Regions from separate parts of the Homo sapiens genome. Here regions 1 and 3 are each linked to region 2. Evidence: read pairs that join two places in POLR2A ChIA-PET (ENCODE). Cell type or tissue: PC-9. All regions are shown on one strand.

Region 1 (8,000 bases), 160 kb before region 2:
AGCAAGGCCAGCGTCCCTATACAGGAAAATTAAACCATTTGCCAATTCAAGGCACTCCAGATGGATCTCTCTGTTTTCTTTGATGACTGATGTGTCCTTTTTTGTTTCCTTCAGAGCACTAAGACTGTGCATTTTCCCAGGACTGTCAGGGTGGTTTTCTTACCAATGTGTGGTGGTTGTGAGGGTTCAATTGAGTCGATGCCTGCAAAGTGCTGGCCCAGCACAGGAAAAGCACCCAGTGCTTGCTGGCTGTTTGCTGCGCCACAGCCCAGGTCACAGGCTGGGTCAGCTGCTCACTGGCAGTGCCACTGTAGCCAGGCTGCTCACCTCACTGAGCCTCAGTTTCCTTCTCTGTGAAAGGGGAGCACCTTCCTCACAGGGCTGTGGTGGAGTGAAGGCAGGTAAAGCACTTAGGAGGGCGCCCTCCCATGCTTGGCACTCTGCAAATGCTACTGGGATTTGCACAGGAAGGAAATTGACCCTTTGTCCTATTTATTACCCATAGTTTCCTTCCGGAATCCGAAAGTGGAGTGTGGTGTGGCTGGCAGAGCAGGCTGCCCAAGGGAGCCAGGAGAGGGGAGGACGGAAGGGGTGGGAGCCGTCTTCTCCAAGGCTGCTGTAATGCTGACCTAGAGAAGACCCCCAGAGTGGGGCATGTCCCACACTCAGCTGGCCCTGCTCCTGCCACCAGGCCTGGCACACATCGGATGCCCCCTGAGTCATGTCGAGGAAGGAATGTCTAACACTTGAAAATATTCTAGAGCCATAAAGATAGACCTGGTTGGACCCAGACCAAACCTCAAATTGATCCCAAGGAAGATTTCACAACTTCCTTTGAGAGATGCCTCTCAGTGTCGCCTGGCGCGATTCAGGAAGTCCTTCTTGAGAGCTAACCTAAATCCTTCCTGCTCGCCCTCCTCATGCTTGGGAGAGGAGGCAGCAAGGAGGGGGGGACAGGTGGGCCTCTCGCCTCAGAGCCCATATGAGGTCCCGAGAAGGTGAGGCTGGGCCCTGACTCAGCTTCAGCACACACTATTTCCATTCCCTTCCCGTGACTCAACAGGGGAGGGGCCCGGGGGCCACTCACCTCTGTCTTCTCAACCTGCAACTCCCCCCACCCCTTCCTGGATTCCTGTGACGCAGGAATCCCTCTGGTCTGTGTGGAGGAACCCAGAGCAACTTGAGCCAGAAGTGGATGTCCAAGCCGGCATGAGTCACCCCTCAAAATCAGGACCAGTGAGGGCCTGAAGAGGCCACACCGCCTCCGGCAGCCTGGCCGCCGCTCACTTCTCTGGGAAAGTGGCCTGGAGCTCGCATGGCATCTGGGCCCAGCCTCTGCCTCTGACCTGCACTGACCCCTGTGTCACCCGCCTCCAGGGTGACCCTCCTCCTGGCATTCAGACAGCTCCACTCACTGCTTCGCACAAACCTGTGCCACCCTGGTTCAAACATTAACCAGCTGTGTGACTTTTTAGAAGCCCTTCCCATGTTTAAAAACCAAGCTGGGAGGATGCTGCACCACTGCCATCATGGTTCTCACTGAACCGTCGCAGGAAAAAGCATTTCTTGCGCCATGGCTGTGTGCAGAACAGGCTTCCCACGGCTGAGTCCCCAAGCCCCCCACAGACGCTGCCAATGAAATGCCGTCAGCCTCAAGCATGGTTCTTGGTACCCAGCCCTGGTAAAACCACGTGTCTCAGGCCTTCTGAACCACAGTGCCCAGAACTCTGGCTGGGCTTTGTCCCAGAGGACAAGACTGGCCAACCCCCTGCTGAGCTGGAAGAATAGCTCCCTCAGCTGGCAGGGACCTGCCCCTGTTGCAATTTGGACTGAGTAAATGCTGACAGGAGGAGCCTGCGTGTCAGGCCAGGATAGACAGAGGCAAACTCTGTACTCTCAGAGAGCTTAGAAGCTAGAGTTGGAAAGCATGGGAAAGGGTCAGACACCCAAGAGAAACAAGTGCTGATGTCCACCAAAAGAAAACTTACTGCATTCTATAAACTAAAATCAAACAAATGTTCTCCTGCATTGCATAGCAGAGGAAAAGACCAAATGACTCTTCCATGCAACAAGTTAGATGAATCTCGCAGATAAAGTCAGACAAAAGAATCCAGACGCAAAAGAGCATGCACAGTATGGAGTTCAAAAACAGGCAAAAGTCATCTATGGAGACAGAAGTCCTGGTGGTGGTTTCTTGGTGGGGTGGGTGGGGGATGGGGTTATTGACAGGAAGGAGGCACCAGGGAGCTTTCTGGGGTCCTGGAAATGTTCCACGTCTTCATCTGGGGTGTGATGATGGGGTGGACACATTTGTTAAAACGCATTGATTTGCACACCAACATTTGTGTACTTTGCTGTAACTTTTTCCACACTTTAAGAAGAAGAGGAGGGAAGAAGAACTGTTGGGGAGACCAGCTGGGACCCCCTGCTGCTGACTCGCGGGCGTTGCCTTCGTGCCCCATGATTGTCGGGCCATTGAGGCCTCCTGGCAGCCTGGTAGACCTAGAACTATCTAAGCCAATAAGACACAGATTGTTGGCTCCACCACCAATTTCTGAGTCAGGAAGTCTAGGGGGGCCTTGGAATTCACATTTCCTGCAGCCTGCAGGCCATGCTGGGGCTCTGGCCCAGGAACTGTGCTTTAGAAGAGATGGTAGAACGTAGCATGTGCTGTGAGATCCCTCCAAGCTGGGAAGGACCCAGGTAAGTTCACAGAGGAGGTGCCCTTGAAAGATCAGTAAGATCTGAAAATGCCCAAATAAGCAGGAACTGCTGGTTCCAGGGAGGGAAGTCAGTGTGAGGCAAAGTAGAGAGGCTGGGAAGTGCGGCGAACGGCATTCCAGCCCTCAGGAGGGCAGGGCTGGCAGACAGATGTCTGAGTCCATTTCGTGCTGCTATAACAGAATACCTGAGACTGGGTCATTTATAATAATCAGACATTTATGTGGCTCGTAATTCTGGAGGCTGGGAAGCCCAAGGGCATGGTGCCGGCCTGAGCCCAGCATTTGGTGAGGGCCTTCTTGCTGCCTCATCCCATGGTGGAAATCAGGAGGGTAAGAGACCAAACTCACAGTCTCAAGGCCTTTTATAATCAGCATTAACCCATGCGTGACGGTGGGCACCTCATAACCTAAACACCTCCTATTAGGCCCCAGCTCCCAATACCATTGCACTGGGGATTAAGTGTTGAATACACGCCTTTTGGGGGACACATGCAACCCACAGAAAGAGGACATTGAGGCTTCTGCTTAGAAGGTTTTGTTCTGCATGATAAAGCTTGAAAATAGGAGGAAGCTCCAGAAAAATGGCCCTCCCCCACCCCTACCAGGGGATTATGTTCCAAAGTCAGAAAGTGAGGCACAAACCACATGTGGTCATTTACCTGTGACAACCTGTGATTGGCCTATGAAGGTAGATAGCCTAGCTCAGTGCTAAAGGGCCGGAGCAGATGCTGAGTTCACTGGCTGAGTGCCAGGTAAAGCCATCCGTGTGCACTGAGTGCTCATATTGGATGACAAACCTGGATAAAGAGCCCTCCAGCCCTTCCCTGTAACAAGCAGGAGCTGGGGCAGAAGGGCAGAGGTGCAGCAAAGCTGGGTCTAATGTGGGGAGCAATGTGGGGCAGGGCCAGGAAAGGGGCCTGCAGCTGTTGGTAGGCTAGCGGGTAAACAAACCCATTACAGTGGAGGTGTGCTGCTGACCGCCTTTCCTACAAGCTCATGGGCCGCCTTCACAGCACTTCCCCTGCTGCTTTTTCAGTGTAATCTTACAGCTATTCTGTCAAGACACCATGTTAAACACTAGTGGAAAAGTCACTGTGCAGAATTACCATATAATCTAGTAATTCCGCTTTTGGGTATATACCAAAAAATACCCAAAAAATAATTGAGATCAGGGTCTCCAACAGATGTTTGTTCACCCATGTTTCTAGCAGCATTCTTTTTTTTTTTGAGACGGAGTCTCACTCTGTTGCCTAGGCTGGAGCGCAGTGGCGTGATCTCGGCTCACTATAGCAGCATTCTTTACAACAACCAAAAGGTGGAAGCCACCCAAATGGCCATCAATATACAAAATGTGGTCTGTGCTTACAATGAAATATTCAGTCTTACAAAGGAAGGAAATTCTGGCACGTGCTACAATATGGAAGAAAGTGAGGACGTAATATTCTGTGAAAAAAGCCAGCCATGAAAAGACAAACTCTATATGATTCCACTTATATGAGCTAAGGGAAGGGGAATGGGGAGTTACTGTTCATTGGAGACAGAGTTTCAATTTGAGGAAGACAAAAAGTTCTTGGATGGATGGTGGTAATGGTTGCACAACAATGCGAATGTGCTTAATGCCACTGAACTGTGCACTTCACGATGGTCAAGATGGTAAGTTTTATGTGGACAAAAAGAACACACTATGTTTGGCCAGGAGCGGTGGCTCATGCCTGTAATCCCAGCACTTTGGGAGGCCGAGACGGGTGGATCACTTGAGGTCAGGAGTTCGAGAGCAGTCTGGCCAACGTGGTGAAACCCCTTCTCTACTAAAAATACAAAAATTAGCTGGACATGGTGGTGGGCGCCTGTAGTCCCAGCTACTCAGGAGGCTGAGGTGGGAGAATTGCTTCAACCCGGGAGGCGGAGGTGGCAGTAAGCCGAGATTGCGCCATTGCACTCCAGCCTGGGCGAAGAGTGAGACTCTGCCTCAGAAAAAAAAAAAAAAAAGAACATGCTATGCTATGTTTGTATTTAGGATCTAGTTTAGCTACGTCTAACAATAGTGGCTTTAACAAGACAGAGGTTCATTTCTCCAGGACACGGTCTAGGGGTGGCAGGGCAGGGCAGGGCTGCGGTGGCAACTTTGCTCCATGCAGTCATTCAGGGATCCACCCTCCTCTCTCCCATCCCTAGGGTGTTTCTCTCATCCATGTAGCTCAAGACAGTGCGCCATCATGTCCACATCCTAAACAGCAGGGTTAAGAAAAGATGGAAAAGGGCTTGCCCTCCTGCTTAATAATTTTTTTTTTTTAGACTGGGTCTCATAGCTCAGTGCAGCCTAGCCTGGGCTCTAGCAATCCTCCCACCTCAGCTTCCTGAGTAGCTGGAACTATAGCCACATGCCACCATGTCCCCATGTCCAGCTGAACTTTTTTTTTTTTTTTTGGTATTTTTTGTAGAGGTGGGGTCTCGTTATGTTGCCCAGGCAGGCCTTGGCCTCAAGTGATCCTCCCATCTCGGCCTCCCATAGCTCTGGGATTACAGGCATGAGCCACCGTGCACAGCCAGCTCCCACCTCCCTTGAAGCACTGTCATTTGGGGCCTCTGTTCTAGAAGGGGGTGCAGTTGCTGCTTGGTGTGCTGTCCATCCCCTCCACAGGATGGCAGCTGCATTTAATCTCCCGTGGCCACCATGGAGGTGCTCTTCTCAGGTCGGCCTTCAAGAGAGAAGCCTCTGCAAGAAGTGCAGTCAGCTGACAGCCTCCAGCTACTTGAGGGTCCTCCACCATATTCAAATCATCCTGCCCAATCTGGGACCCCACTACTGGCCATCTTTGCTCCAGAGACCTCCTGGGGCCTGCTGAGGCTCACCCACCCAGCTCTCCAGTGGCCCCTCTCCTTCACAAGCATTGTGCTTGGTGCTCTCCAGGCTCTCCCTGACTGCTCTGCCCCTCGCCCCTTTCTCCTTTACAGCTCCTTCTCCTAACACAGTTCTTGCATCTCTAACTCCAACCTGTTGTCTACTTCCCAGGGGAGCTGAACTGACACCTTTGCCCCAGGCCATATCCCCAGCACACAGACGAGGGCCTAGCACATAGTAGGCGCTCAGCAGAATTTCCAAGTGAGCACAAAAAACATGGTGGGCAGTCAATACATATGTGTTGAACTCAGCAAATTGCAAAGCAGCTGGGAAACAGCCATCGCCGGCTCCCCTGAGCATGGTGCTCCCGCAGCCCGTGTCAGCTGCGGTGCTTTGCCAATGCAAACAGGAGTGAAGAGTTAGACCCAGGCCCACTCCAGCTGCTGGGCCCCTTGCTCAACACAGCCCCTTCCTGCCACCTGCAGGGTGGGGTCTTCCTGAGCCCGCAGAGGGCACAGAAGGAAATACCTGCTCCCGGCCATGCAGGCCTCCCTGGCATGGGCACCCTGAGAGTCCTGGTCCCGGGAGTCAGGAATAACAAAGAGGCTGCCAGGGCCGGGCCCCTGGGATGCTGGCTAAGGGCAGAGCATGCCTCCTGGTTTGCTGGGCAGGAGGCTGATTGGACTAAATGGGCTTTGTTGATGATGACCCTTTGTTCCTCCATGGCGGCTCCGTCTGAGGAGAAGTTTTGGAGGCTGTTCATTCTCCTGCTTCCCCTGCTGCCGCCCCAGAGGCAAGGAGAGCAGCCTCCCAGTGGCCTGCTGGTTGTAAGAGTCAGGTGTGAGAGGTTGCATCACGTGCTTCTCTGGACTCGTGGTCTGCAAGGACGTGTGACAAGTGTGGCTGTAGGTTGATGAGCTGTGTGTGGCCTGGTAACGGGCAGTGGATGAGCCAGGGGGAGCAGCAGGTGGCCCAGCCCCAGCGATGAACATGGGGGAACTGGGTCCGTTGTAGGCAGGAAGGAGACATCAGCAGCAGCAGCCCCGGGGCATGGTGGGGGGTTGCAGGGGGGCCAGAGACAAGCCAGAGATGCCTGGATGATCCATTCCGCAGAAATAACAATCTCGAATCCAGGGCTGGGCCTGGCTGTGACTTGGTCTGGCCAGGGGTCGTGAGCAGCAGGTGTGCTGATTGTAGTTAAGAAGCCATCGGTGTCAGACCAGAGTCCTCGGGCTCTGCACCTGAGTCTGCTGCGAGAGGAAAGTGATAGGGGCTCGGGCATGTCAAGGAGGTAGGTGGGCACGTGAAGATGGGGCTCCAGGAAGGGGACATGAACACAGCAGTTCTTGGGGCTTTCTCCTTCAGGGGCAGGGGCAGGAGGACCGCCACCTGGCTTCACCATGAAGGGCCCAAGAGCATGGCATGGAGGGAGAGGCAGATCTAGAGAGAACACCGGCTGGTCTGCGGAGGGAGGCGGAGGAACGGGTTGAAGAGGGAAGAATTCCTGACACAAACTCTGAAATGACAAAGGAAAAGAATGACAAATCTGATTACACTAACATGAGCAACTTCCAAAGACCAATCACAAGAAACAAAACAATCACAAAGTCCCCACCAACATGGCTGAAAGTAAAACAATTAGCTGAGAAGAAATATTTGTCACCTACAGACCATGTCACAGAGGATTTTATTTTAAAGCACCCTACAAATCACTAAGAAAAAAGCCCCAAAGAAATAGCAATCTGGAAAAGGTTAAAAAGAAATAGCAATCTGGAAAAGGATACAAAGAGAGAATGTGCAGAAGAAGTGCCAGCAGCTGCAAAACCCACGTTCCACAAAATCCTGGATCAAACAGGCAGGAGACAGCATGACAAGGTGCCACTCTCTGCCCATCGGGTCGGCACGGATTTAAAAACAAGGACCCGGTATTGCCAAGGATGTGGGGAAAGAGCCCTGTGGGTGAGGGCGTCAGTTGGACAATGGCTGTCAACTTCTAGAATAATCATGTGTGCTTCCCTTTGATCCAAGAATCCTGCTGGGGGGAATTATTCCTGTAGAAATGTTTGCTCAGGTGTGCGAAGACACCTGCGTAAGACTTTTCATCTCAGCATTGTGTGTGATGCTGATGCCACAGCGTGGTGCCAAGACACCTCCTGGAGAGGACCCAGAAGGCCCGGCCACAGGTGGGGGTCATGGTGCCATGGTCCCTGCCCAGAGGATGCCTGGCTGGTGCGGGGGCAAGAGGGAGGTGGTCCTGGAGGCAGCGTTGCCTTTATCTACCCACAGGAGCGCACTGGACAGGGGTCCTGTGAGTGTGGGATCAGGGTCCCCCAGGCCCCATCTGCCCTCTGGTGCCCAGTGGCATCGAGCAGTTGTCTTAGCCACTCTGACCTCCACATCCTCCTCTGTGAAACGGGGTGCGACAGGACTACCTC
Region 2 (8,000 bases):
CTGAGGCACCCCATTCCTCGAGCAGGGCTCCAGCCAGGCTTGTTGGGAAGTACTTGACTCCATCCCCCATGCCCCACATGGGTAGGCCCCTCTCCCTTGGGTCAGGGCCAACCACATGGTCCTGCTGAAAGCCAGCCCCCTCCCTTCGGTGACCATGGCCTCCCGAGGGACTCAGGGTTGGGAGAGCAGCCAGGAGTATCTCCAAAAGCCAGGAGCTGACTGAATCCACAGCCAGACCACTTGCTCTCTGCAGAACCTTCCTGAGAAAGAACAGGGCTCCTGTCTAGCTGTCCCAGAGGGCAGCCGGGCCCACACCCCTGGCCAGGGGCATCCCCACCCCCTCTGATATATCACCCCACATGGCCCATGGCTGGCTCTGTTAAGGGGCACCCTCAAAAGCAGGCTCTGACATAGGGTTGGGGACAAGTTGTTTTGGGGGACATATGGTCCCAGGAAACACCAATAGAGGAGGGAGGAGGTAGACCTGAGGGAGGGAGGCCAAAGTGACCTATGTTAGTGAGTGGGGCCTTGCTGTGGGCCTGGCTCCCCTGGAGACCCTGCAGAGAGGCACAGCACCCTGTACTCTCCCTCCTGGAGCCCAGTAGTGGGTGTCACTCACTAACTCACAGCCCTTATTGCTCTGAGCTCCCGGGATTTCTGTCCCACCTCTCTGGAGGTGACAGGCACAGGATCCCTGGGCTGGGCAGGGACTGTCTGTCAGGACCTCAGGAATACCCCAAGCACAGGCAGCAAAAGCATATGCTTCCCCCACAGAGGGGTCAGGCTTGGGTCCCCTGAAGCACTTCTAGCTGTGCAGCTGTGGGCAAGTCACAGTGAGCTGTTGCTGACAGCAAAGGCGCTAGAATGTCAGCTCCCTGAGCAAAGGGGCTGGGTCTGTTCTGTTTCCTGCTTTATACCCAGAGCCCAGCCCAGGGTCTGGCACACGCAGTGCTTGGCTAATATTTGTAGGTAAATGTCTCGTGGCTCATGGTGTAAATCTCACTATCAATCATTGGTACCAATTCATTGACACTTCCTATGTGCCAGGCACGGCGCTGGGTGCTTGGCACCTCATTTCTGCTCTGGATAATCCATTGTTGTTACAGTAGTAGGATCACCCCCAAACATACACATGATGAAACGGAAGCAGAGAAACCAAGGTCACCCAGCCAAAAGTAGCAGAGATTTAAGCCAGGTTCCAGAGCCTGCATTTCTTATTCATTAAAAAAAATTAGGCCGGGCACAGTGGCTCACACCTGTAAGCCCAGCACTTTGGGAGGCCGAGGTGGGAGGGTCCCTTGAGGTCAGGCATTTGAGACCAGCCTGGCCAACATGGTGAAACCCCATCTCTACTAAAAGTACAAAACTTAGCCAGGTGTGGCAGCACACACCTGTAGTCCCAGCTACTCGGAAGCTGAGACATGAGAATCACTTGAACCAGGGAGACGGAGGTTGCAGTGAGCCGAGAGCCGAGATTGCGCTACTGCACTAAACCTGGGCCACAGAACGAGGCTCCGTCTCAAAAAAAAAAAAAGAAGAGGAAATTATGTGTGGAATCAAAGAAAACAAGTCAAATACACACAAAGAACAAAACAAGCCTAGAGATCTAATGTACAGCATGGGAACCACAGGTAAGAAAGTTGCACAGTGCATGGGATTCATGTTAAGTAGATTTTAGCTGCTCCTGCCACAAAAGCAAAACTACGGTTCACTGTTAATATCTCAGATGATGGATCTGTTCATTTGTTTCATTATAGTTATACTTTTACTATCTTTATATATAATATAGCTTTTATACCTTAAATATACACAATAACATTTATTTATTTATTTTTAATTAATTAATTTTTTTGAGATAGAGTCTCTCTCTGTCTCCCAGGCTGGAGCACAGTGGCGCAATCTTGGCTTACTGCAACCTCCGCCTCCCAGGTTCAAGCGATTCTCCTGCCTCAACCTCCAGAGCAGCTGGGATTACAGGGGTGTGCCACCATGCCCAGCTAATTTTTGTATTTTTAGTAGAGAAGGGGGTTTCACCATGTTGGCCAGGCTGGTCTTGAACTCCTGACCTTGTGATCCACCCATCTCAGCCTCCCAAAGTGCTGGGATTACAGGCGTGAGCCACTGGACCCAGCCAGCATTTATTTATTTATATATGTATGTATATATTTCTTTATTTTTTGAGATGGGGTCTCACTCTGTTGCCAAGGCTGGAGTGCAGTGGTGCCATCACTGCTCACTGCAGCCTCAACCTCCCCAGCTCAAGTGATCCTCCCACCTCAGCCTCCCAAGTAGCTAGGACTACAAGGGGCTCACAATCACACCCAGCTAATCTTTGTATTTTTTTAGAGGCAGGGTTTTTCCATGTTGCCCAGGCTGGTCTCCTGGGCTCAGGAGATCCTTTCACCCCAGCCTCTCAAAGTGCTGGGATTACCAGCGTGAGCTGCCACACCTGCCTTTGCCTGTTCTTGAAATTCAACCAGAGCCTGGCCTTTTTGCCATCATGGTATGTGGTGTCGTCTGTTCAATAAAGATCTTGAGCAAATTCTGGACCAGGCGTGTGGACGGGTAGGTGGAACTCAACCCTCATGCCCAGTTTTCTCAGCCCTACCCTATGGTTCCAGAGTGATGGCTGTGTGCACGATTCTGAAAGCTGTGTGCGGTGCTGCTCAGGAGCCAGGAGGACACTGGGCCACACTGGGTGTGAATCCTGGCCCCCCACTTCCTGGCTGTGTGAACGTGGGCCAGTTACCCAGATCTCAGTTTCCCCAACTACAAAGTGTGAGTAAGGATAATACTTCCTCCTCAGACAGTTGTTGTGAGGATCAAGATATGAGCTTAAACCGGGTGTGGTGGCTCAGACCTGTAATCCCAGAACTTTAGGAGGCTGAGGCAGGAGGATCCCTTGAGTCTGGACGTTCCAAGATACTGTGAGCTATGATCACACCACTGCCCTCCAGCTTGGGTGACAGAACACGATCTCATCTCAAACATTTTTTTAAAATTAATGAAAAAAAGAGTCCATGCTTAGAATAATCCTGGCATTGGGCAAGTCATACAGAAGTTGTTTTTATAACATGTTTTTTTTTTTCTCTCATTATAAAAGTCACACGTGTGTGTGGTTGCAAGGTCAGGTGGCAATGGGTACTCTGGTCCTTTTTCCTGGAGCTGCTGGACCATCACAGGGCAGAGGGGGTCAGACTTCCTAGGGCGCCTCACTCAGCTGCCCTTGTCCGCCTGGACAGACTTGCCTCTGGGTGTGGCCATTGCGAAGGAATCCTGCCCCATCGCTGACAATGAGCTGCATTCTTCAGAGAGGCTGCCCCAGTCCCCCCAGCTGACGTAAGCCCTGGGCGTGGCAGGTGCACTCAGGAGGCAGGGCTGCCTGCTCAGTGTTGGGTGGAGCCACATGCCTGTCCAGGGCTGGGTCCACCCTGTGTGGACTGAGGCCACCATGTGCACGGTTTTCAGCTATGCCTCATTCGCTTGCTGTGTGAATCTGGGCTGCAGGGCCTGCTGCTGTGTGCCACAGGCCAGTGCCCTGCAGTGCAATTGTACCTGAGGACCCAAGGTGGCCAGGGAAGCCCCAGGTGCGACTTGGCAGGGGAAGCAGGGGCTGTGGACGGATGGAGAGCTGTCATGTGGAAAGGCAGTGTGTCCCCAGGCCGTGGCCCAGCCTCCAACACCCCCAAGTCCCCTCCAGGCCTCTCCAGACCAGGCCCACCACATACTGCCTGTGCAACCTCGGGTGAGTGACCTCACCTCTCCAAGCCTCAAAGTCCTGATCCCCATTGGGAGGGTGCAGTCAGAGGGTGAGTCTGAGCCCCCTGGGGCCTGGCAGGCTCTGTATGCATGGCAGCCACCTGCCCACACTCACCCCAGACATCTGCTCATTCCAGAAACCTCCTGGGAACATCCACCATATGCCAGGCATAGTGTCAGACAGGAGGGGACAGAGAAAAACAAGATCAACAACCGCCCTGCCCTTGTGGAGCTGGCGTTCTAGTACCGGAGACAAAACAAGGTGCTTCCAAGGAGGAAGCCGTGCTCATCAGGTAATCCGCATAATCGCTCAGGAGGAGACTTGGCAGCCAGATGGAGACGCCACCTGGGGTCTTAGGGGAACAGCATTCCAGGCAGAGGGAACTGCAGCTGCAAAGATCCTGAGGAGGAATGAGTGCCCAGCGTTTGAGAAGCAGAGCCGGCCTCTGGACGCCTGCCCTAGGGAGAAGGCTTTCCACCTCATTTTTAGGGTCCTAGGGGATCCCCTCCACTGTGAATGCACGAATGCACAAGGATGACATCGGCCCTTTTATAGAGGGGAAGTTCTTCCCGTAAACAAACCAAAGTCCCTCTGGGGGACTTTGCAACTGAAGCTGAGCCTTCTCTTTTAGTCACTCCCACCCCCCAGACCCAGAGCCAGCTGATTCCTCCTGCATCCTGCTCACAGCTCCAGGAAAGCGTCCTGGTGGGGAAAGTCAGTGAAACACCAGGTGGCCTAAGGTATTTTCCCAGGACCTCAATGTGACTAGACAGGGCTAGCTTATCAACCCTGGGATGCGATGAGAGGGGCAAAGCCCGGCAAAAGAAACTGGACCCAGGGCACTGAGGGAAGCCTAGGTCCCGTCTGAGTGCTCCGCACAGGGATAGGAGGAGAGACAGTCGGGGGTTTTGTGAGGGAGGGGATAGGTGGGTGGTAGTAATGAGGGGTGTTCAAGTCAGTGCCCAGCAACCAAGAGGAGGAAGGAGGTAGAGGGGGTGTCAAGCAAGCCGTAGCTTCAGGCACAGCTGGATCCATAACCCTGAGGCTTGGGCTATGATGGCTGTTGCCCAACCCCCACTCCCATATCACCCAGGTCTCAGTCACCTTCCTCTCTGTGACACAACAGCCTCCTCCCTAGGGCTCCTTCCTTCCACTCTTGCCCCCACAAATCCATTCTCCATATATTGTTAAAACCATGCCACTCTCCTGCTTAACCCCTCCCCCCATGGCTTCCTGACGCCCTCCACATAAAGCAGAAACTCCTTACCCAGGCCCCAGAGACCCCCGCTGACCTCCCCAACCCCACCTCTCTCTCCTCTCCCCTCACTGCCTCTGTCCTTTCTGTCCCTTGAACACACCAAGCACATCCCCACCTGGCCAGCATTGCACCTGCTGTCCTGTCCCCCGGGTGCATCACCATGTGGCCGCCCCTTCTCAGCAGGACAGCCTAGATGTCGCTGTCCTCGGCCATCTGGCCCCCAGCCTTCTGTCCACTCCCCACACCAGCCCTGTCCGGCAGCTCCTTCTGTGATGGAAGTGCTCTTTGTCCACTGTCACCAGCCTCTGTCAGAAGCTACCGGCCCCGTGTGGCTAACAAGCCCCTGAAATGCGGCTACTGCAATGGAAGAACTGGACTCTTAATTTTCAATTACTCCAATTACTTGAAACTCATATAGCCACATGGGGCTAGTGGCCACCATTTGGACAGAGCGACTCCAATGTTCTACATGGTGTAATTTTATTTACTAGCCCTTAGCACAAAGTGACGTGATCTTAACTTCACTTGTTTTCTGTCTCTCTGACGAGAGTATCAGCTTTGTGAGGTGAGGATTGCCTCCGTCTTTTCCACTGCTGTATGCCGGGGCTTAGTAGTGGGCCTGGCGTATAGTAGATGCTTAATATGTAATTGCTGAATGAATGAATGAATGAATGAATGAATGAATGAATGCATGCATGAGTGAATGAATGACTCCTGGGGCCATGAACTCTGAATTTCTCCAAAAGGAATGCTAGTTCTGCCGGGGATTGTTGCTGTGTGACCTAAGTCAGGATCTTGCCCTCTCTGGGCTCAGCATCCTGACCAAGGGGTACCAGGGCCCCTCTGCTCCTAAGGCTCTGAGACTTCCTGCTGCTTACTCTGTCCAAGCTGCCCCGTCTATCCTTCATCCCCGATGCCCACCCCCAGTCTCCCCAGCCACTTCATAGGAAAGGGGCCAGACAGGCTTCCTGTCCCTGGAGCCTGTGTCTAGAGAGCCATCAAAGCAGGCTGCCTGTACCCGTCTCCTAGCAACAAATGGCCTTAGGAAGTATTTGAGGGTGGGATAAAGTGGTGGCCACTGTGGGGCTGTGTCCCAAATCGACAGCTCTCCAGTTGGCCAAGGGCAAGTGTTTCCCAGGAGCCAGGCCAAGGCAGGCTGGCAGTCGTGGTACATGCACCAGGAGTCGGCTCCAGGGTCCTCCAAGCCTGGGCCCTGCAGTCGGCCACCCTTACCTTCTCGTGCCTGTGCTTGGGGTTCAGAGGTGGCAGGGGGTGCTTGGGCCCTACATGCTTCTTGTGGGGACCTGTAGGAACCAGGCATGAGGAAGTGAGGAGTGGGTGCTGACTGTCAGTGACTCGAACCCTGACTGCCCCAGCATCCAACACTCACACGCATGCACATGTGCCTACTCAGCCGGACACAACACACAACTATGCATGCTGACACGCACTTGTGCAGAGGCATAGGCACAGACTGCACTTACCTTATTCTATTTATTATTTTTATTTTATTTTTAGAGACAAGTTCTCACTCTGTCGCCCAGCCTGGAGTGCAGTCATGCCATCCTAGCTCACTGCAGCCTCAATTTCCTGGGCTCAAGCGATCCCCCCGCCTCAGTCTTTCAAGTAGCTGGGCCTACAGGTGTGTGCCACCATGCCCAGCTAATTTTTAATTTTTTTGTAGAGATGAGGTCTCACCATGCTGTCCGGGTTGGTCTCAAACTCCTGGCCTCAAGCGATCCTCCTGCCTCAGCCTCCCAAAGTGCTGGGATTATAGGTATGAGGCAACTTGCCAAGCCCAAACATGCACATAGATATGGACACATGGACCTGCATATATAAAACAGACATGCAAACATATACAGCTCAATCAGACAGAATACACACACACAATGACACTCACAGACAATCACATAGAAGCCCAGATATATATGCAGTGGGGCCAGCCAGATAGCCCAGTTGCCCACAAACACACATAAATATGTACCATCATCTCACAGATCATATGACATGCAAAGATGGATGCATCTGTACAATTCACACACATATTCACAAGTCAGAGATGCAGGTCAGACCCCCAGATAAACAGGCCAACATGCATGTAGACACATAACATGGTCATTCCCAGAAACACCCTCAGAGATAGCCAGACCACCCTCTGGACATGCACAGACACAGACACATAAGGAGATGATATATCAATGACTCTTACACACACCCACGAGTCACAGCCCCTGAAGTGATATGGTGAACTAGAAGTGTCAGCCCCCATTCCTGTGGACTCTGAGCAAACCTCCACTCCCCAGCCTGGCCACACGCAGGCACGCAGGCCGGAAGAGCTGCCGCCTCTCCCTGCCCCGGCCAGCTGGCCGTCCTCCAGGCTTGGTGCAGATGGTGGGGCCAGGGCAGGGACAGCCCAGCCTGTGGCCTGTGTTGCCTGCCTCTTGAGTCCCAGGCCTCTTCTTCTTGGCTGTGGGACCCTGAAGGCCCCCTCCCCACAGCTGAGTAGGCCCTGACAATTTGTGTAACAACCTCGATTTCTGATTTCTTTTGGAAAATTAAAAGATCGATCACGACCAGGCCCAAATCCTGTAGGACAGACGGCTACGACCGAGGCCATGGAGCTGCTGCCTGTTGTAGGAGCATGGACACCCCAGATCACTGAGGCCACTGCTGCCACCTGCCTGGCCCTAGAGGCCTCTGAGTGTGCAACCCTGGAACTACATGCTTCCCTGCATGTCCTGAAAAAGAAAAACATGTCAATCCAGAGAGCAGATTACTACAACTTTCTTGGCTCTTTGTTTAGTGATACTTATCAAGAGCCTTACCAATGTGTTTATCTTTTGACTTAGCAATCCCAACCCATGAATTTATCCTAAGAAAAAAAAAATTTAAAAAGTACACAAACATTGTTCATGAATGGCTAGATACGCACATACGCATACATATGCAGCCCTGTGTCCCTGTGTGTATGCACATGTA
Region 3 (8,000 bases), 100 kb after region 2:
CTTCTGCTTCTTCAAGAATGAGAACAAGGAAATGGTGGGCTGTTGGGGGTGCTCAGTGGAGAAGCCAGCAGCTGTCCATTAGTGGGGTGGAGTCAGTGTGGAGTGTGTTAAGGACAGGGGCACCCCTGGTGTGGTGGTAACCATGGCAACCCATCTGCTCTCCCAAAGCATCCTTACGTTGGGAGAGTAAGAAAGAGGCCAGAGGGTACAGGGCTAAACAAGTCATCTCCATAAAGGTCCTCTTGCCTAGCCCTTTGCCTCAGTAGGGATTTCTTAAAGGCATCCTTTCCTGCTTTTGGTTTTCTGTCCCTAATTTCAGTGTGTAACAGTTTTTGCTGTAAGAAAAAAAGTTACTGTTTGCCATGCCAGAGCTGGTGTGGCAGCCTTTGCTGGGCTCTGCTATGGCCCTGGGAAGGTGCCGTGGGCCAGGCTGCCGGGCGTGCTCCTTGGCCGCCTCTAAAGAAGGCACAGTGCACCCACCCCACAGCCTGCTCTCAAGGATGTGGCTTCTCTCTGGCCCCCTCCTTGCCTCTAAAAATAACCCTGCTATTTTGAAACTGCCTCCTCTGGAGCTTTTTCTTGCTTCTCTGTGGGATCAGCAGCCCTTCTGAGACCAGGATCTCAGCTGCCCCTGTCACCGCAGCTGTCCCCATCCTGTCCTCCCCTGCATATCCCCTCCAGTGCAAGTGGGATGTCGCTCTCCACGTAGGAGGGATGTTTAGCTGGGTGTCCTCTGGAGAAGGCCAGGCCTGTCCCTGTCCTCCCTGGGATGGGCACAAAGGAAGAGGAGCTGGGGCTGGAGTGAGGGAGAGCACTCCTAGAGGCCCCACAGGCTGGGAGGGTCAGGAATGGCCTGGGGCTGTACGACATCTGTGGCCCCATTGGCTGGCCTCTGGGTGACTCTCTGCCGCCTTCTTCCAGCCCACGACCCTTCCTCAGGGCACCATCAACATGAACCAGTGCACAGATGTGGTGGATGGGGAGGGCCGCACGGGCCAGAAGTTCTCCCTGTGTATTCTGACGCCTGAGAAGGAGCATTTCATCCGGGCGGAGACCAAGGAGATCGTCAGTGGGTGAGTATGCTGGCACTGTGGAACAAGGCACCACCACCTGCCACAGGGCCAACACCAGATGGGCCGCCTGCCCCTGTGGCAGTGTCGATGTTGTCTACTTCCCCGTGTGCCTCTATTCTTGGGCTCTGTCTCTGTTCTCAACACCGCTGTGTGCTGAGCACAGCAGAAATCAGGACATTCACCATTCCACCTGCAGCCTCTGGGGCCCCTCTTTGCTCTGGCCACCTTACCCTCCTCGGGCCTCCCCACCATTGCACTCACCACACCCCCAACTCACCTGCCCCTCCACCTGGAAGGGGATCAGTCCCTGAATCATATGACCTGGGCACGCCCTCCCCCAGTCTGGGATGGCTGCTCCTCCTTCCAGGGCTGGTGCTGGGCTCCACCACCTATGAAAGCGCCAGGTTATCTGCTGTGTCCACGTGTGTCTCTGTCAGTGGTGGTGGGGGTGGGAGGTGTCTCAGTCACATCCCCAGCACCTCACACCCGAGCCACTCTGCTGCCACTGCACAGATTGGTTTCTGTGAGTGGAGAGAATGGGTAAGTGTCTCACTCACCCAGGTCCCCTGAGAGTGGCGAACTGGCTCAGGTTGAGAGAGCCCACAGTCCAGGGGCCTGAGCGCAGTGCTGAGCCCAGGGCAGCATCTGCCTTCCCAGAGCTCCCAGTCTAGCAGGGAATTCTTTGCTACCCACATGGCCTGGGCCATGGTGAAAAGCCGTACATAGTCCGTGCAGGTGAACAGGCTCATTGGGCCTGACAGGAGCTCACAAACTGGATCTCCGAGAATCCCTGTCTTGCTTAAGGCTGAGAAGGAGGCACATGAGTCTAAGAAGCTCTGGGAGAAAGTAAACCTGGGGCTTGCTGGGCCAGGCTGACTGTAGCAGTACAGAGTAGAGGGAATCAGGAATACGAAGCCCTTGAGTTTGAACACACAGATGACTCGGAGCACCAGCCTTTCTTTAGCCTCTCAGCTGCAGCCTGGCCAAGCCTGGTGAGTGAGCACAGCTGGAAGTCCAGGGCCACATGGCAAGGCGTCCAGGAGCCAGTGCTGGGTCCCGGGGGCGCTCTCTGCGGGGGTGTGCTCTCCCCTAGAGTCCTCCCCTGGAGAGAGGCAGGTTTGCATTTCTGAGCACCTGGAGCCGAGCTGGAGGAGCACTTCTGTCTCCCACAATCTTAATCCAGAACCATATGATCAAGAATGTCAAGGGCCTCTGAAGAACCCTCGTGGTACAGTCGAGGAGACCCAGGGCCTAGAGACAGGAGCCTGGCCAGGGGCACCTTCTGCACTTTCTGGCTCACACCTGTTTCTGCTGTTGGCCGGGCAGCACACAGCCGAGGCTTCCTCTGCCCAGGTGGCTTCCCTAGGAAACCCTCACCCTTTCCACAGGAGCTGGGTCCCAGGGAGGGTGTGGGTAACAGGTGGGATGGATGGGAGTCCTGGGTCTCCAGGGCAAGCTGGGGAGTGTCTGGAGCAGGGTTGGTTCTAGGACCAGCACATAGAGGTATGTGTTGTACCATGTGGTATTAGGAGAGGGTGATGTTTAGCATTTGGACTGCCTCCAGCAGGCAGCTTAAGTCCTGCCAGAAGTCCTCACTCCATCCCAAGCCCCTCTCCTGGGTCACTTCTCTGCTCTCTTCTGTTGCATATTCAGGCTTGCCATACCCATGCAGCTTGGGTAGACAAGATCGTTAATGGACCAAGGTACCGGGTGCACATGCCATCTGGGCCCTACGTGTGTGGTGGCTCAGTGGCGTATCCAAAGCCAGAATAAGCTGCCTGACGCTCTTCCCCTTCCCCTCGCCCTGGTTGTGGGCCACGTTAGTTCGTGTCCAACAGGCAGGTTCTCACGTGGCATAACCTCGTGATCCGCCCTCACCTTCCCACAAGCTGGGATGCTCAGCTGCGTGAGGGAGTCAGGTGTGGCCTATGCACCCTGGGGACAAGTGCTTTTGCCTCCTTCTCCCATTCCTCTGTCTCCTGCCCTCGCTGACAGCCCCCTTCCTCTGCTCCCTCTCTTGCCTCCCTCTGTTTCCCATTATAACTCCTCTTCCCAGTAACCTCATCCCTAGGCTCTGGAGCGCCATTCTGGGTCTGAGCTCTCTGGTCACATCAAAGCTGGTCCCTAAGAAGGTGCAGACACTTCCACCAGGCAGCTGGGAGCTGGGTGGGTTGGGGACAGTCCCACCCAGTCTTCTTCCCAGGTCTTCTCTGCATAGCCCTGACAGCTGCGTGGGCTGCCGGGTCTCTCCTGGGCCTGGGTAGAGGAAGTTGGCAGCTCTTTCCAGTTCCCACTTCCAGGATTCTGGGCCACACTTTACATAGCTCTTTTAGACGAGGTGGGTTTGGGTAGGAGTTGGCAAGGGAGCTCTTCTGTGCTCTCAGCTGGGTGAAGTCTGGACTTCCCTTCTCCCTGCCCTGCCTTTTAACCTTACCCACTCCCCTGTTCTCACTCATCCGGGCTCTGCCGTCCCTATCCGGGGAGCCCCAGCACCTACCAGTCCCATATTCACACCCCTCTCCTCTCTTCTTGGGGTTTGTTTTGTTAACATTTATAACACATCTGGATGATGTTAGACGCTTCCTATTGGGCTTCCTTGAGAAATCCAAGTGCAGAGGACACATTCCATCATCTATTCCTGGACCCTGCATCTCTGCGACTCCAGCCACAGACTGCAGTCTGAACAGAGATTAAGTTGCATAATGGGACTGAGGCCACATGAGACACCTGCTGTCCTGACTCCTCCCGAGTCCTAGGCTTGCTGGAGCCAGCCCAGGAGAGCTCAGCAGCTCCACGTAGTCAGCAGAGCACCTGCGGTGCAGCCTTCTCCCCTCCCCTCCAGGTTCCATCCTGCAAGGCCATTAGTCATTGCTGACTGATGGAACCTGGGCCAGTCTGCAGGGGCCTGGGGTACCTGGCAGGGTTCTGCACCTCCAGCATGCTCCACACCTTGGTGAAGTTTTAAGTGCAGCCTTCTGCAGGCACAGTCCCTCAGAGTGGTCAGAAGAAGTGGCAGCTGCCATGGCAGACTGGAAAGGCAAACCTCTTTAATCCCATAGGGCTTGTGAACATCCCAGGTTGTATGAGCGAGGCCCTCTCCTGGGACCTCTGCTCCCAGCCAGCCTTGATGAGAAGTGTGACCAGGGAGGAGAGGGGCTCAGGACCCTCAGAAGGCCTGCCTGTCTGCTGGCTTTGCAGATAGTCACAGCCTCCTTTCTTGTTTTGGGGCCGTGGAGGAATGACCCACAGGACCTGTGGCTTGGATCTCTGGCATTGCAGGTGTTTATTCATTCTCTCAGCAAATCGAGCATCACTGGCTGTGGGCTGAGCTGGGCTGAGGGTGGCCCCTCAGCTCTGTTGCTGTGGTTCCGTGCATTAAGCCTGGCCTCTGCCGCCACCACCTGTCAACAGCACACCCATCCTGAGGCTGTCTCAGAAGCCAGTGATTGTGACTGACCCTTCCTTTGTCTGTTTGTCCCTCCTTCCCTCCTTTCTTCATTTTCTCCTTCCCTCTCTTCCTGTCCTCCTCCCCTCCCTCCCTCCTCCCCATGCTCTTCCTCTCTTCGCTCCTCTATCCCTTTTCCCCCTCCCCTCCTCTCCTCTCCACCTCAAATTAAAGAAATACCTCTGGGCACAGAAGACTCGAGCCCTTCTCCTGCCCCAGGCTCAGTGTGCTGCTGGGTGCTGCACCCGTGTGATCTCTAGCAGGATACAGCAGTACAGACCCCCCCATCCCCAACCCTGGGCCCAGGCTGCCAGCAGGCCCAGCGTGGACCCTGGTGCTGAAAGAAGACCTGGAGCGGTGTCTTCTGAGGCTCCTTCCACTCTGGAGAGGACACTAGGGCTGCCCTTGCACAACCAGGCCCAGGGCTGGAGCTGGGGCTTCAGAGGCAGGACCTACACTGCCCTCCGCTCCTCCCACCCCCGTCGTCTAGCCCCCACAGGACTGACAGGCAGCTCTGGCAAGGCAACTGCTGTTGGTTCCTTTGTCTGTTGTAAAATTCTATATGGTGGAAGTAGTTGTGCCATGATCTGATCTAGCTCCTGATTTCAGAAATGAGAAGATTGAAGCTCCTAAGGGGCCAGGAGCCACCCAAGATTGTGCTGGGATAGTGGCAGAACCAGATCCAGAGTCGTCCTGCTGGCAGCGCCTGCTTTTGCTGTGTTCCCTTGCTGCACCCCTGGTGTCTATCCAGAGTGAACTTGCCACACACAATCCCTGATGGGTCCCTGGGCAGCTCTGCCCAGCCTTCCTCAAAGCCAGGGTGCCCAGCACCCTCCCTCTGCAGGGACTGTGGGAGTTCAGCAACCCCCCACACCCTAGTCCCTCAAGAGTACCCATTGTGGGAACTTGACCAGCACAGCTCCTAGATTCTGGCCTCAGGGCCAGCACCTGCCTCTGTTGCCCTAAATGGGCACAGCTCGTCTGTACTCTCACCAAGCCCACTCTGGGAGAGCAGTGTTAGGGCAATTCCAGGCCCTGGAGACAGGGTCAGTAATGGAAGTTACACATCCTATGCTCTGAGGCCATGGCCAGGCCAGGCCTCTCTGCCAGCACGGAGTCTGTGTCGTGTCCTGAGCCTGCTGTGGGTGTGGCAGGGTCATTGTCCAGGCTTGCTCTGTGGCACTTCTGGCCCCAGCGTAGCAGTCTGTCACTGGGGACAATGCCCTGCTCTACTCCTGGACCACCCGGCAAGGGCCAGGGCTCCTAGTCCCCGAGTGCCAGGGTCTTACCTGGTACTTGTCTCCTTTTCTCTTCCCAGGTGGCTGGAGATGCTCATGGTCTATCCCCGGACCAACAAGCAGAATCAGAAGAAGAAACGGAAAGTGGAGCCCCCCACACCACAGGTAGGCAGTGGGTTTGCCAGATGGCATCCCCTCAGTGGAGCCAGGGCTTGGGAAGAAGTGAGGGCTCCCTGAGGTTAGAGGGTGAGGACACAGTCAGGCCAGGGCTGAGGCAGTCACCAACTCTGCACATCCTTGCTTTGGGCTGCAATCTGCAAGATCCTCACTGAGCCACAGGGGAACCACAACAGGGACAGGGTGGCCTGCTAGTGTGCTCTGGGGCTGCCCAAGGGAAGTTTCCAGCCAGCTAGCAGTACACAGCTGTGACCCCTCCCCTCGCTATCCTGCTGGCAGCTGGGGAGGGGCAGCACGGGCAGCCTGCAGCCACAGTCAAAAGGACTCTGCACCCACAGATGGCCCTGCAGGCAGCCGGATGCAGTAGGATGGGGAGGAGAATTCTGGAGTGGTATGGCCCATAAGGAGCTCACAGGGGCCCTTGCTGCAACTCCCATGTGACCTGAGCAGGGCGTGGCTGACTGGGGTGGTCCCTCAAGGCCCAGTCCTTCCCCACAGGCCATGATCCTCCTTCCCTCCCTGGCCAGTGTGCAAGGCTTAGGGCATAGAAGGGTCCTACACCGCCTTACCACACTCCCCACGTTCCTGGGGCCATGGGGGAATGAGGTAACCTTTTTTGAGCCTCAGTTAATCAACTTGCAAAGCAGGCCTGTTGCTGCCTAATCGCCAAGATTGTTGTGAGCATGAAAGGAAGTTTTGGACCTATTATAGGTTCTCAGTAAATGTAATTCCTTTCCCTCTGTACCATACGCTACTCTTCCCAAGTCCTGAGCCTCATAGTCACCCGAGAGGGAGCAGGGTGGGGATGGGGGTCCCTTGGGCATCACAAGGCCAGAGGCCCACAGAAGTGAAGAGAGCCAGCCCACGGGCTACAGAGGTCAGGGAGCATGCACTGGTCTGGGTCCCTTTCTCTCCTCAGCCCCTTGGGCTGCCCTTGGATATACCTGCCCTGGGCTGCTGTATTGGCCCTCCTGCTGATGGAGTCAGCCTGGGCCACTCTCAGCCCATGGTCATCCACCCTCCATCCTGGGGTCAGGGAGGCAGGTGGGGGACACCCAAGCCAACATCCGCTGGAAAGGAGATGTCGCTAGCAAGAAGTCAGCGAAAAATACAGAGTGGTTCCTGGGACTGAAAATGGAGCTTCCTGCTGGGGAACAGCAGTTAATACGTAAATCCCCCAAAGCTTCCCAGTTGGAGAGAAACAAAAAAATCACAGGCAGAATAACAGCGTTTAGGGTTACACTGCGTTTCCATGGTGATGCCTTGGAAACAGTGCAGAAGCGGAGCTCCTGCCTCTAATAAGGTAACTCCAAGTGCAGAAGCCGCTCTCAGCCCAGTCCAGGGAACTTGCTTGCTCTCCCTCCCTCATGACACCCAGCTCCCCAAAACAGCTACCCATGACCAAGTTTCAACTTTTTTGTTGGTAGAAGGAGCCACATGATCCCAGGGTGGGTAGGTTACCCACTTCACTGAGGGTCTCTTAGAGTCTGGAGCACAGGGTTCCTAGCCTTCTGCACTCAGGCCCCTCCTAAGACAACCTTGCGGGGTCTCTCCTTTCTACCCTTTGGTCCCGAGAGCATCCCATTTGAGGCTGCTTGTTTCCAGAAGCTTTGAATTGTAATCAGAGGCCATCTCTTTGTCAAGTCAGTCTTGTGGGGTGACGTGGGGGCACTGCAGAGGAGCAGCAGGGTCCATGGTTGAGATGGGATCTTTGGTCAGGCCTCCCCTCTGCATGCAGCCTGATGCTAAAGGCATTCTCATGGCCTAGGGTGGGGCTGGGGGTAAACCTCACACCTTCAGAGCACCTGGAGAGGCGAGAACCCAAGACCCTATATTTCTTTCTCCATGGCCCAGTGTTGGCCCGGGAGAGTTTCAGATTGAACCAGTGGAGAGCTTGAAGCGTTGGCTGCCTGTTGTGCCCAGTAAGAATCAGCTTCTCCCCTTAAGGAACTCAGGTGGGACCTTCTGGAAGGTTCTGCTTCCAGAAGTTGGGGCCAAGGATCGCACTGCGGGAGCAGCAGACAGCCTTTCAGCTGAGGGCGGGAGTCTCAATAGAGTCTAGGCCTG

The links. Peaks named below come from ENCODE experiments on the same cell type or tissue, not always from the same donor. Only the 100,000 strongest peaks of a DNase experiment are listed, where the experiment ranks them.
Region 1: POLR2A ChIA-PET joins it to region 2 with 8 read pairs; 1 of 35 experiments calls an interaction of 5 or more read pairs at or near these places.
Region 3: POLR2A ChIA-PET joins it to region 2 with 8 read pairs; 5 of 35 experiments call an interaction of 5 or more read pairs at or near these places.

Annotation. Positions count from the first base shown.
Region 1 is chr17:16,864,165-16,872,164 of GRCh38, forward strand. It overlaps LOC124903939 (a long non-coding RNA gene), which reads left to right and starts at 2,560. Exons shown (of 2, transcript XR_007065645.1): 1 at 2,560-2,703; 2 at 6,931-8,000. RefSeq lists enhancers at 6,212-7,205, 7,318-8,000. In PC-9, no CTCF peak of the experiment used is centred here; a DNase peak (open chromatin) is centred at 757; H3K27ac peaks cover 2,938 bases.
Region 2 is chr17:17,024,932-17,032,931 of GRCh38, forward strand. No RefSeq gene overlaps it. Among named protein-coding and RNA genes, the nearest start is that of MPRIP, 14 kb to the right of the region's middle. RefSeq lists an enhancer at 4,433-5,007. In PC-9, CTCF peaks have their summits at 3,103 and 3,303; DNase peaks (open chromatin) are centred at 3,370 and 7,279; H3K4me3 peaks cover 905 bases; H3K27ac peaks cover 3,491 bases.
Region 3 is chr17:17,125,781-17,133,780 of GRCh38, forward strand. It overlaps MPRIP (myosin phosphatase Rho interacting protein), which reads left to right. Exons shown (of 24, transcript NM_001364716.4): 4 at 922-1,073; 5 at 5,837-5,921. Among named protein-coding and RNA genes, the nearest start is that of PLD6, 77 kb to the right of the region's middle. RefSeq lists enhancers at 737-1,236, 1,701-2,202, 2,203-2,702, 5,833-6,337. In PC-9, no CTCF peak of the experiment used is centred here; a DNase peak (open chromatin) is centred at 3,881.